Regions from separate parts of the Mus musculus genome. Here region 2 is linked to region 1. Evidence: chromatin loops called from intact Hi-C (ENCODE). Cell type or tissue: heart. All regions are shown on one strand.

Evidence for each region. Hi-C counts contacts between places; a loop is a spot of excess contacts. Peaks named below come from ENCODE experiments on the same cell type or tissue, not always from the same donor. Only the 100,000 strongest peaks of a DNase experiment are listed, where the experiment ranks them.
Region 2: a loop joins it to region 1, with 2.0 times the contacts of the local background. A loop is called at or near these places in 1 of 42 quality-filtered maps.

Annotation. Positions count from the first base shown.
Region 1 is chr7:109,627,117-109,632,116 of GRCm38, reverse strand. It overlaps a transcript of Denn2b not described here. Among named protein-coding and RNA genes, the nearest start is that of Denn2b, 12 kb to the right of the region's middle. In heart, no CTCF peak of the experiment used is centred here; a DNase peak (open chromatin) is centred at 3,016; H3K4me3 peaks cover 591 bases; H3K27ac peaks cover 2,535 bases.
Region 2 is chr7:109,717,234-109,722,233 of GRCm38, reverse strand. It overlaps BC051019 (cDNA sequence BC051019), which reads left to right. Exons shown (of 6, transcript NM_001040700.2): 3 at 1,547-1,703; 4 at 4,075-4,309. It overlaps Gm51493 (a long non-coding RNA gene), which reads right to left. Exons shown (of 3, transcript XR_003946860.1): 3 at 1,209-1,643. Among named protein-coding and RNA genes, the nearest start is that of Gm51493, 3.5 kb to the right of the region's middle. In heart, a CTCF peak has its summit at 2,728 (motif pointing right); no DNase peak of the experiment used is centred here.

The DNA of each region.
Region 1 (5,000 bases):
GTCTTAAGTGCACAGAGATTATATATATGAATAATATTCAATTGAATATCTCTTAAGAGACTGTGGATAGTCTCTTTTTTAAAGGAATTACAAGGGTTATTTGACTCCATGTAATTTCCTGCTTGTGTCCATAAAACCTGACTCTTGAGGGCACTACTCTGCCTTGGTAGGCTTTGGCCAAATGATGAACAGCACCTAGGAAGCTTCTTCCTCTCTCTGTAAGGTATACCTGTACGCCTCATTTCCCATCTTCCTTACTCCTCTATGCCTGTCTGTCTTGTTGAGATAACCTCCTTTGTTGGAGAAACCCCCACTCGCACTTGTGCTGGCCATAGAACCTGACCATAGCAAAGCACCTTTGGAATAGTGCTTTGTTTGTGTGCTTTGATGTGATAACTGGCTTGGTGATGTTAGCCAGCACCGTTGGAGAATGGAAAACAGAATTGAAGGTCATCTTGAAAGCACTTTTGAGGAATATGCCTTTTCATAAAGCTATCGTGGTCTGTGTCCTGACCCTTAGTTTCCCCATAGACACCACTGCATTGTAGCCCCTGAAGACAGACCAGAGAAGTGCTATGTTATCCTGCAGTCTAGGGAATCTTTTCTGCTTTGGGAGCGTGGGGTCCTGGCTCCTGCATGTCTAATGCACAACCATGGTTACTGAGTCACGCTGCTGGAGCTCCGTGGAGACAGCTGTATGGCCAGGTTCTTGTAAGAGAGAGGTTAAAGTCGCCAGACTGAAGAGAGGTTCTGTATGCTCTGTCTAGGCTCTCAGTTCATCTGGTCAGTCATTTGCTTTCAGTTTCTGACCCAGTTCCTAAAGTTTCTCAAAGAGGCTGACTCCACAGAGTTTAGTCAGAATGACCTTACCCTTGGTTACTGTCCTAAGTTCTGTATCATGTTACTTTATTTTTCCTCTTTATCTCCTCTGTATTGCTGTGGTCCATCTCTGTCTTCGAATTTCTTTTCCTAGTCTTGTGTCCTAAAGGTTTAAGTTATGGGGGTGGGGTATATAGGTAGTATAGGAAAGAAGTTAGGTTTGTGGATGGGTCTTATCTGGAAGGTATATCTTATCTCTTCTGTCCTTCAGATAGCAGGTGAAGTCAACTGTAGCAGAACCATCACAAGACTTTCTTGGATAAATTGGAACAGGTAGTCCCATTTATTAAAACAATAACAAAATCCTGAAACCTCTTCAGTCCTCCAGATTCCCCACGGCAAATTTCCATCCTTGCCTCTTCCAGTCTTTCAGTTATTTCTGGGTCTCTGATCCTCAAATTGCTGCAGGATTTGCTTCTCCTGGATATGTTTGGAGAAGCCTAGATTATGGGAGGGAATGTAATTTAATTAAATCCGTGGTCATCTGGTCATTCTTAGGTGTGCACAGAGTAAAGAAAGCCTCACTTGAACCTTGCTGGATTTTCATGAGAACACTTTCTTCCTCAGCCCCTGTGGCCTTTTCCTCAGATGACATGTACTGTGCATGGCTGATGGCGTGCTATAGTCTTTCATCACCTTTAGGACTGAAGTGGTTGACTTCCTTGTCTGGTGATGTTTGAAGTAAGCCAGTGTCTCATGTGTATGCTATGAAGTGACATGGCTTGGGACAGGGAAGTCTGGTGTGGCGTCTGCTGGGCTAGGTATAGCAGCTGTGTCCCCAAAGAAAGAAAAACCCAGACACTGGGGGAATAAAAGCTTCCTGAATCCTTTCTTAACTTTCGGTTAGGCTAAGTGGTACTCACAGACGTTCTTTCACCCCTTTAGGAGTAAAACCTAGGAATTCCCCCAGATTAGCCATTCTGACAGTCGAACAAGTTCCCACCTGTTTTTGTCCTTCAGAATCATGGTCTGGTTTCTCCTTGTCTCTCTGTCTCCACACCCATCCCTTCTTCACTCATCTTCTCACCAAAATTCCTCTCCTGGCATCCTGGGGAGTCTCCCTTTTCTCTTCTGTTGCATAGGTACCTCTGTGTTGAACTCTGAGTGAGCAGACATATTTACAGGCATCTTTTATGCAAAGCCAAACCAGTTCTGTGCTGTGTTCAAAAGTAGGCTGTGTGGAGCTAGAGAGATGACTCAGTGGTTAAGAATGCTTGCCGCTCTTCCAGAGAAACAGTTTACTTCCCAGAACCAATGTCAGGTAGCCTGTAATTGCAGCTCAAGAGGATAAGACACTTGTGATCTCAGCAGACACCAACATACATACTTACACAGTCACACTACAGATACAGATACATACATGTAAATAAAAATAGAATAAATCCAGTATCTACAATGATAAGAGCTAATGTTTTGCTGAGAGACTTCTAGTTTCTAACTTTGAGGCGAGGAGAAGAATGACTTTAAAAATTCCATCTTTGGAGCTGGGTAAGTCCTAGCACACAAACAAAGCAGGTGAATCTCTGTGAGTTCAAGGCCAGCTTTGTCTACATAGAGAGTTAGTTCCAGGTCAACCTGGGCTACACAATGAGCCCCTGTCTCAAATCAAAAATAACAAAAGCCAAAATAAAGTGTATTATCTTTTTCTATAGGACAGTGACATTTAATTAGAACAACATGTATCTACATTCCAGGCCTGCCTTCCATCTTCCCAGGATAAGAACTGGCCTTTGAGGTCCCTTTGCTCCTCTGTCTTCCTGAGTCTTTACAAGCGTGTGAACTTTGCCTCTGGGAGATAAGTTTGTTTGTACATATCCAAACAATGCTCAAAGAGGCTGCAGCTCTGCATTCCTGCCTCGGAACATTTCAGACAGCACATTCAAACCCCATCCTCCTCACAGACAGCGATCAGATGGCAGCTTAGTATAGAAGGTTAGAGACCCCTAAGGAGTCACTCTGACAGATACAAATACCACTGTGTGCTTCAGACCATGCTGAACCATGGTTTGAAAAGACTGGCATGAATTGTTTAGATTCTTGAACAGCCCAATGCCCTTGATAACGCTGGGAGGTCAGAGCCCCAGTTGGGAGGCACAGGCGTAGCAGAATGGACAGTTGACCCAGCAGCAGGGCTCAGCTGTCCCTGCTTTCCGGAAGAGGTCTTTATCTCACCAGGCCTTGAGTTTCTCCTAAAACAGCTGCTCAGGGACGGAAGTGGTTCTCTGCCTTCGTGCTTTTCAGGACCTACAAAACTCTCAGGCCAGACATGTCATCATCGTATCTCTCAGTCTGAGGGGTTCCTCTTTTGTTATATACTTGCATCTAGGTTGCTCAAAATTCCAGTTATCTCTGGAATTTAATCCATGGTGTCTCTTTTAAAAAATGATTTATTGCCGGGCAGTGGTGGTGCACGCCTGTAATCCCAGCACTCGGGAGGCAGAGGCAGGCGGATTTCTGAGTTTGAAGCCAGCCTGGTCTACAGAGTGAGTTCCAGGATAGTCAGAGCTACAGAGAAACCCTGTCTTGAAAAACAAAACAAAAATAACAAGAAAGATTTATTTATTTATTTACTTTATGTATATAAGTACACCATTGCTCTCTTCAGACACACCAAAAGAGGGCATAAAGGATAAGCATAAAACTATACCCCATTGCAGATGGTTGTGAGCCACCATGTGGTTGCTGGGAATTGAACTCAGGACCTCTGGAAGAGCAGTTAGTGCTCTTAACCACTGAGCCATCTCTCCAGCCCTAGAAACACTTTTTAAGAATTACATTTACTGAGGGCTGGAGTGATGGCATAACAGTTAAAAGGCTGTTTGTTTTTGTTTTGTTTTGTTTTGTTTTGTTTTGTTTTAGAGGACCCAGGTTCGATTTACATGGCATCCCACATCTTCTGTAATAACAAACAGTCCCAAGGAATCCAACACCCAATTCTGGCTTCTAAAGGCATCAGACATGCATGTGTTTGCAGATATACATGTGGGCAAAACACTCTTACACATAAAAAAAAAAGATAAATGTGTGTATGTATATGCATGCATGTGTGTGTGCATGTTGTGCGACTGCCTGTCTGTAGAGGTCAGAGAATAATTTGTGTGAGTCAGTGTTTTTCTTGTACTGTGGGTTCCATGTTACTCACTCAGAGTTCTCAGAGTTCTCTTGGCAGCATAGAAACACTTTTTTTTTTTTTTTTTTTTTTTTTTTTTTTTTGGCGAAAGGCTTATAAATGTAGTCTAGGCCAGTCTAGACCTTGAGACCTGGCCTCAGCCTCCCAAGTGCTGGATTGTACATGTACACTGCTAGGCTTGGGCCTAGCTCATGAAACACTTGTGTTTATTTATTTGCTTGTTTTTGTGTGGTGATGAGACCTAAGGCCTTGGGCTTGCTAGCCAAGCACTTACTCCTCCGCCCCAGGAAACTTTCATGTTGTCTGTCCTAGATTGCATTTAATCTCTGTATTTAGCCTTTTAAACTCCAGCGCATCAGCTGACTTCTGTTAAACCTTTTCTCATCTTTTTATTTGTACCGTCTTCATCTTACTGTCAGGTGAGTTAAAAAGTTTTTCTCTCTCTTTTTTTTTTTAGTCAGAGGTTCATATAACACAGCTGGCCTCAAACTCTGTGTATGAGGGTTACTGAGTTTCTTATCTTTCTGCCTGTGCCCACCCGGAGTGCTTGGGTTATAGGTGTGCACCATCATGCTCAGCTGCAAGTTTTAGAAAGTATAAGCATAAAACTATACATTATGTATTTCTTCCTGTTATATATAATATGTAGTTAGTTTATAAAGGATTTAAAAAAAACTATCTTAAGTATTTTATCCTATGTACTTTGACATATACTGTGTCTTGTCTAAATAATTCATTAAAAATGATGAGTGCCATGCGATCTAGAACAAGAAAAGAGTATTACAGGCCAAATTCCAGATGAACAGAGAAGCTGAAGTCCTCAGTTAAAATACTAGTGAACTGAATGTAATAGCATGTGGAGAGGACCATACACAGTCATTAAGTGGGGCTATCCCTGGGGTTATTCAAGAGTGTTTTAGTGTATGCAGACAAATACATACGATAAAGCTGTTTCAGGTATTCAGTCCTTTAGGAGTGCAGTCTTCTTCTT
Region 2 (5,000 bases), 90 kb before region 1:
ACACCTTTAGTCCTAGCACTTCAATTCTGGCAGAATTCGTGCACCTCTTTGAGTTTGTGGCCAGCCTTGTCTACACAGCGAGTCCCAGGTTAGCCAGGGCTATACAGAAAAACCCTGTCTTGAAAGGCCAAACCAAACCAAACCAAACCACAAAGGTCGGATCTCTCATTCTGTACTGCCCTAGGCCAGAGAGCCCTGCCGCTGGAGTCCCCAGAACTGGTTTCACCTTCCACCACTCTGCAGCCCCTTCATGAGCTCCTCTGCGCTTCCATATCCCTCTGACCCCTTGCCTTAGTTATCGTTTTACTGATGCGAACAGACACCATAGCCAAGGCAACGCTTATAAGGACATTTAATTGGGGCTGGCTTACAGGTTCAGAGGTTCAGTCCATTATCATCGAGGTGAGAGCATGGCAGCATCCAGGCAGTCATGGTACAGGAGGAGCTGAGAGTTCTACATCTTCAACTGAAGGCTGCTAGCAGAATACTGACTTTCAGGCAGCTAGGATGGAGGGTCTCAAAACCCACACCCACAGTGACACACTTACTCCAACAAGGCCACACCTCCAAATAGTGCCACTCCCTGGGCCAAGCACATTCAAACCATGACATGCCTCAAGCCAATTTCCTTACAGTTTGGCTCCCTGGTCACACTGTTAACCTCATCCTGGTATCCCATAATGTCTTGGGACTCATCTCGCAGCTCCCCTTTCAAGCGTTAACACAAGTATACAAGCTGATTTCATTTTGGGCCACATGAAACAATGTCCAGTCCAAAAACTGCTTTCTATGGCCTTCAGTTTCTGCTAGCAGAAGCTTAGCTGATTTTTACAGGAAGCCAAAGATGGCTACATTCTCCCTGTGTTTCTGTTGCGCACACCATTACCATCCTCATGCGGTAAGTCTCCTCCTGTGGGAAGCCACATGTGCCGTTGCAGGGTGGCGCTGGCTACCGCTGGCCACCACGCATACATAGGCAGTAAAGTTTTTTTTTTTTTTTTTTTTTTTTTTTGCCAAGATGAGGTTTTGAGAATTTACCAATCAGATGAGAGACAAGCTAACCAATCAGATGAGAGACAAGTTAACCAATCAGATGAAGGCATGCAAATGAGGTAGTAAGCATAACCCATGCATAACCAATCCGGGTGTGAGACACGCCTCTCCTAGGCCTATATAAGCAGCACCAGTTCTGGGCTTAGGGTCTCTTCGCCTCTGCAATCAAGCTTTCCCAATAAACGTGTGCAGAAGGATCCTGTTGCAGCATCGTTCTTGCTGGTGAGTCGGGCAAGCACAAGATCCTCCGATCTGCTCCAGAGGCGCGTTTCTTACTGTCTTTACCTTCTTTTACATTCATGTATTTGTCCAGGTGAGGACACCCATGATAGCTCACATGTGGGTCAGTGCTCTCCTTCCATCATGTAGAATCTGGGGATTGAACTCAGATGGTCAGGCTTGGCGGCAGGCGCATTTACGCTGAGCCATCTCTGCGGTCCTCTTGATGTCTTTAGGTTTTGTGCTCGCCCCTGATCTCACTTGCCTTTCCCAGGTGCACTGCCTGTTGCCCATGTCTTCACACTGTTGATCGGCCATGGCCGGGGCTCCGCTGGCTGGGAAGAGTCGGAGCTGCGGGCGGCTCCTGGGTCCTGGCCAGAAAGGAACCGGATGGCTTTTATTATCTGGCTCAGATAAAGGCTGCTCCAGAGGCAAGTACCTCTCCCCATCAGCTCACTCCTCACTCCCCTGGTGGCCTTCTCGCACCTGGCGTGTCTTGGCTGTGTACGTTTGCAAGTTTAGTTTTTTGGCTAAGTTACTACAGCTATGTGGCGAAGTGCCACACAAAATGAGCAGCTTGAATGACAGAAACCTGTTCTCTCCCATTTCTTGAGGCTGAAAATCAGGTGTTTCAAGGTGGGTTGTTTCTAAAGACTACATACAAGGAAGAGTCTGTTTCCTGCCAGTCCTATAATTTCCAGTATTTGCTCAGAATCTTGGGGTTCCCTTAGCTTTCAGAAGAGTCACCCTGACTCTGCCTCCACCTAACACGGCTTCTTTCCCTCTGAATAGTATTCATTCAGATTTCCTCTTTTTCCCAAGTATTTTTATTTATGTGTCTGTGTGTACTTGTATGTGCAGAGGCCAGAAGGAGGTACTGGCTCTCCTGAAGCTGGACCTACAGGTGGTTGTGAGCACCCTGAAGTGGGTGCTGGGATCTGAACCCAGGCGCTCTACAAGAACAACAAGTGTGCTTAACCACTGAACCACCCCTCCAGCTCCTCAAATTTCCTCTGGGTATAAAGACATCAGTCAGATCAAGGGCCTGCTATGCTCACTGTGACCTCATCTTAACTAATTATACCTGTAATGGCCTGATTCCTAAAAAGAGATCACAGGCTGGGGTATTGGAACCAAGATTGGATACATTAACTTACAGAAGGAGAAACACAATTCATCTCCTAACAGCAAGAAAAATATACATTTGTTGTTCAGGAAGATCTGGTGGGTTGAATTACGGGCCTGAGCCTCAGAGAAAGAAGAGTGAGAATGCATTTCCCATATGTGAGCACGTTGGCTCTCATACACAGCATCTTGTTCCCGAAAATGCCAGTCGCCAGGCCTAGGCGCTACTTCAGTGGCAACTTACTTCTTTTGGACTTCTCTTTCTAAAATCAGTTTTATTTTAATTTTATGTGAGTGTTTTTTCTGCGCGAATTTAAGTATTATGTGCATGTAATGCCAATGGAGGCCAGAAGAGGTCATCAAATCACTCCTTAACTGGAGTGAGAGCTGGAACCCAAACCTGGGATCTCTGCAAGAGTAGCAAGTGTTCTTAGAACCACCGAGCCATCTCTCGGATCCCACGTTCTAAATTTTTGTCATGGGACCTCATGTACCCCAGGATGCCCTGACCTTGGCACCTCTGATCCTCTTGTTTCCACCATGCTTGGTTTATGTACTGCTGGGGATGGAACCTGGGGTCTTGCACATACTAGGTATGCTCTCTGCTAAGTTCCTAGCTCCGGTACTTTTTTTTTTTTTCAAGAGCTGGACTTTGTGAATGTGTGTGTGTGCTCGTGTGTATATATATGTGTCATGACATATGGGTGGGACAACTGGGGGAGTCAGTTTTCCTAGTTGTGGGTCCCGGGAATCAAACTCAGGTAGTCAGGTTTGCCTGCAAGCACCTTTCCCTACAGAGTCATCTTGCTTGCCTATCTTTTTTAAAAAACAAAACAAAACAAAACAAAACAAAACAAAACAAAACAAAACAGGGCCTCAGTCTGTAGTCTCAACTGCCCTGACACTTGATAGGTAGCTCAGAATGGCCTGGAGCCTAGTACAAACCCCAAGCTGTCCCCAAACTCAAAAGCAATTCTCCTGCCTAAACCTCCCTTGTGCTGAGATTAAAAGTATGTGTCACCATACTCAATTCCTCTGTTGTATTTCAGTTCCCTCTTTTTCCTTAAGATTTTCTGTGTATGAGCGCTTTGTGTAATGGTTTGAGTGAGAATGGCCCCTCTAGGCTCGCATATTTGAATGCTTGGTCCTTAGTCAGCGGAATGGTTTGGGAAAGATTAGAAGGTGTGGCCTTGTTGGAGGTGTCTCATGGTGGAGGTGGGGATGTTGGTGGGGTTGGGATAGAGGTTTCAAAAGGCAATGCACTCTCAAACTCAGCATTTTCCGACTTTACCTGTGTACCATGTCTGCTTGCCTGCCTGCTGCCATGCTCCCCACAGTGATGGCCATGGGCTCTAACCCTCTGAAACTAAGTCCGAAATAAATCCTTTCTAATTTGCCTTGGTCATGGTATTTTATCAAAGCATTATAAAAGTAACTAAGACATGCATGACTTAACTAAGACTACATGTATGTATGTGCAGCATGTATGTGTCTTGTGGCTACAGAGGCCAGAAGAGGGTGTCAGGGACCCTGGGACTGGAATTATAGTTAGTTGTGAGCCTCCATGTGGGTGCTGGGAACCAAACTCTAGTCTTCTTCATGGACAGCTGGGGCTTTGTTTATGAATCATCTCTCTAGCCCCTAATGTTAAATCCCATTCTGTTGTCTTTCCCATAGCTGGAGAAGCGGGGGGCCCTGGTTGTGGAATTTGAGGCTCCCCTTGTCACAGGCCTAGAGCTGCCAGCCCAGCAGCAGAGGGTGGTATTTCCAGAGGATGTTATTCAGTTTTCACCATCTGTGCCACACTCACTGCAGCTGGGTGACAAGGTGTTGGCACCCTGGGAACCGGGGCAGCAGCGGTATGGCCCCGGCACTGTTCTAGTGGGCTTGAAGAAGCAAAAAGGACAAAGAGGTAAGGAAGCTGCCATGGCCCTGGGGGAGGTGTGTCATGAGGCACACATGAGGGGGTAGGGGGAAGGAGCATTGTTGGTGGTCAGAGCTCAGGGGTCTTAGAACCACAGCAAAAAGAAAAAAACTTCTCCTGCAGTGGTGGCTGAGCCAGTCCTATCTTCCAGGCTCTATGATATGCTTAGTATCAGGGAGGACAGACACTGGTGGCTTATGCCGTAATGCTAGCCTAGCACTTAGAAGCTGAGCCAGGAGGATTGCTGCAAATTTGAAGGCAGACTAGGCTATAGAGTAAGAGTTTCTCAACAGTGGTGGCGCACGCCTTTAATCCCAGCACTTGGGAGGCAGAGGCAGGAGGATTTCTGAGTTTGAGCCCAGCCTGGTCTACAAAGTGAGTTCCAGGACAGCCAGGGCTACACAGAGAAATCCTATCTCAACCCTACCACTACCACAAAAAAAAAAAAAAAAAAAAGAGTTTCTCAACAAAACAAAACATAACAAAACAAAACCCAAAAAACCAAACCAACCAAACACCCACCCCCCCAACCAAAACACACACACACACACACACACACACACACACACAAAGTGGGGGCTACAGAGATGGTTCAGTAGTTAACAACACTTGCTATCTTTGCACAGGACCCATATTCAGTTCCTAGCACCCACATGGAAGCTCACATCCTTCTGTAACT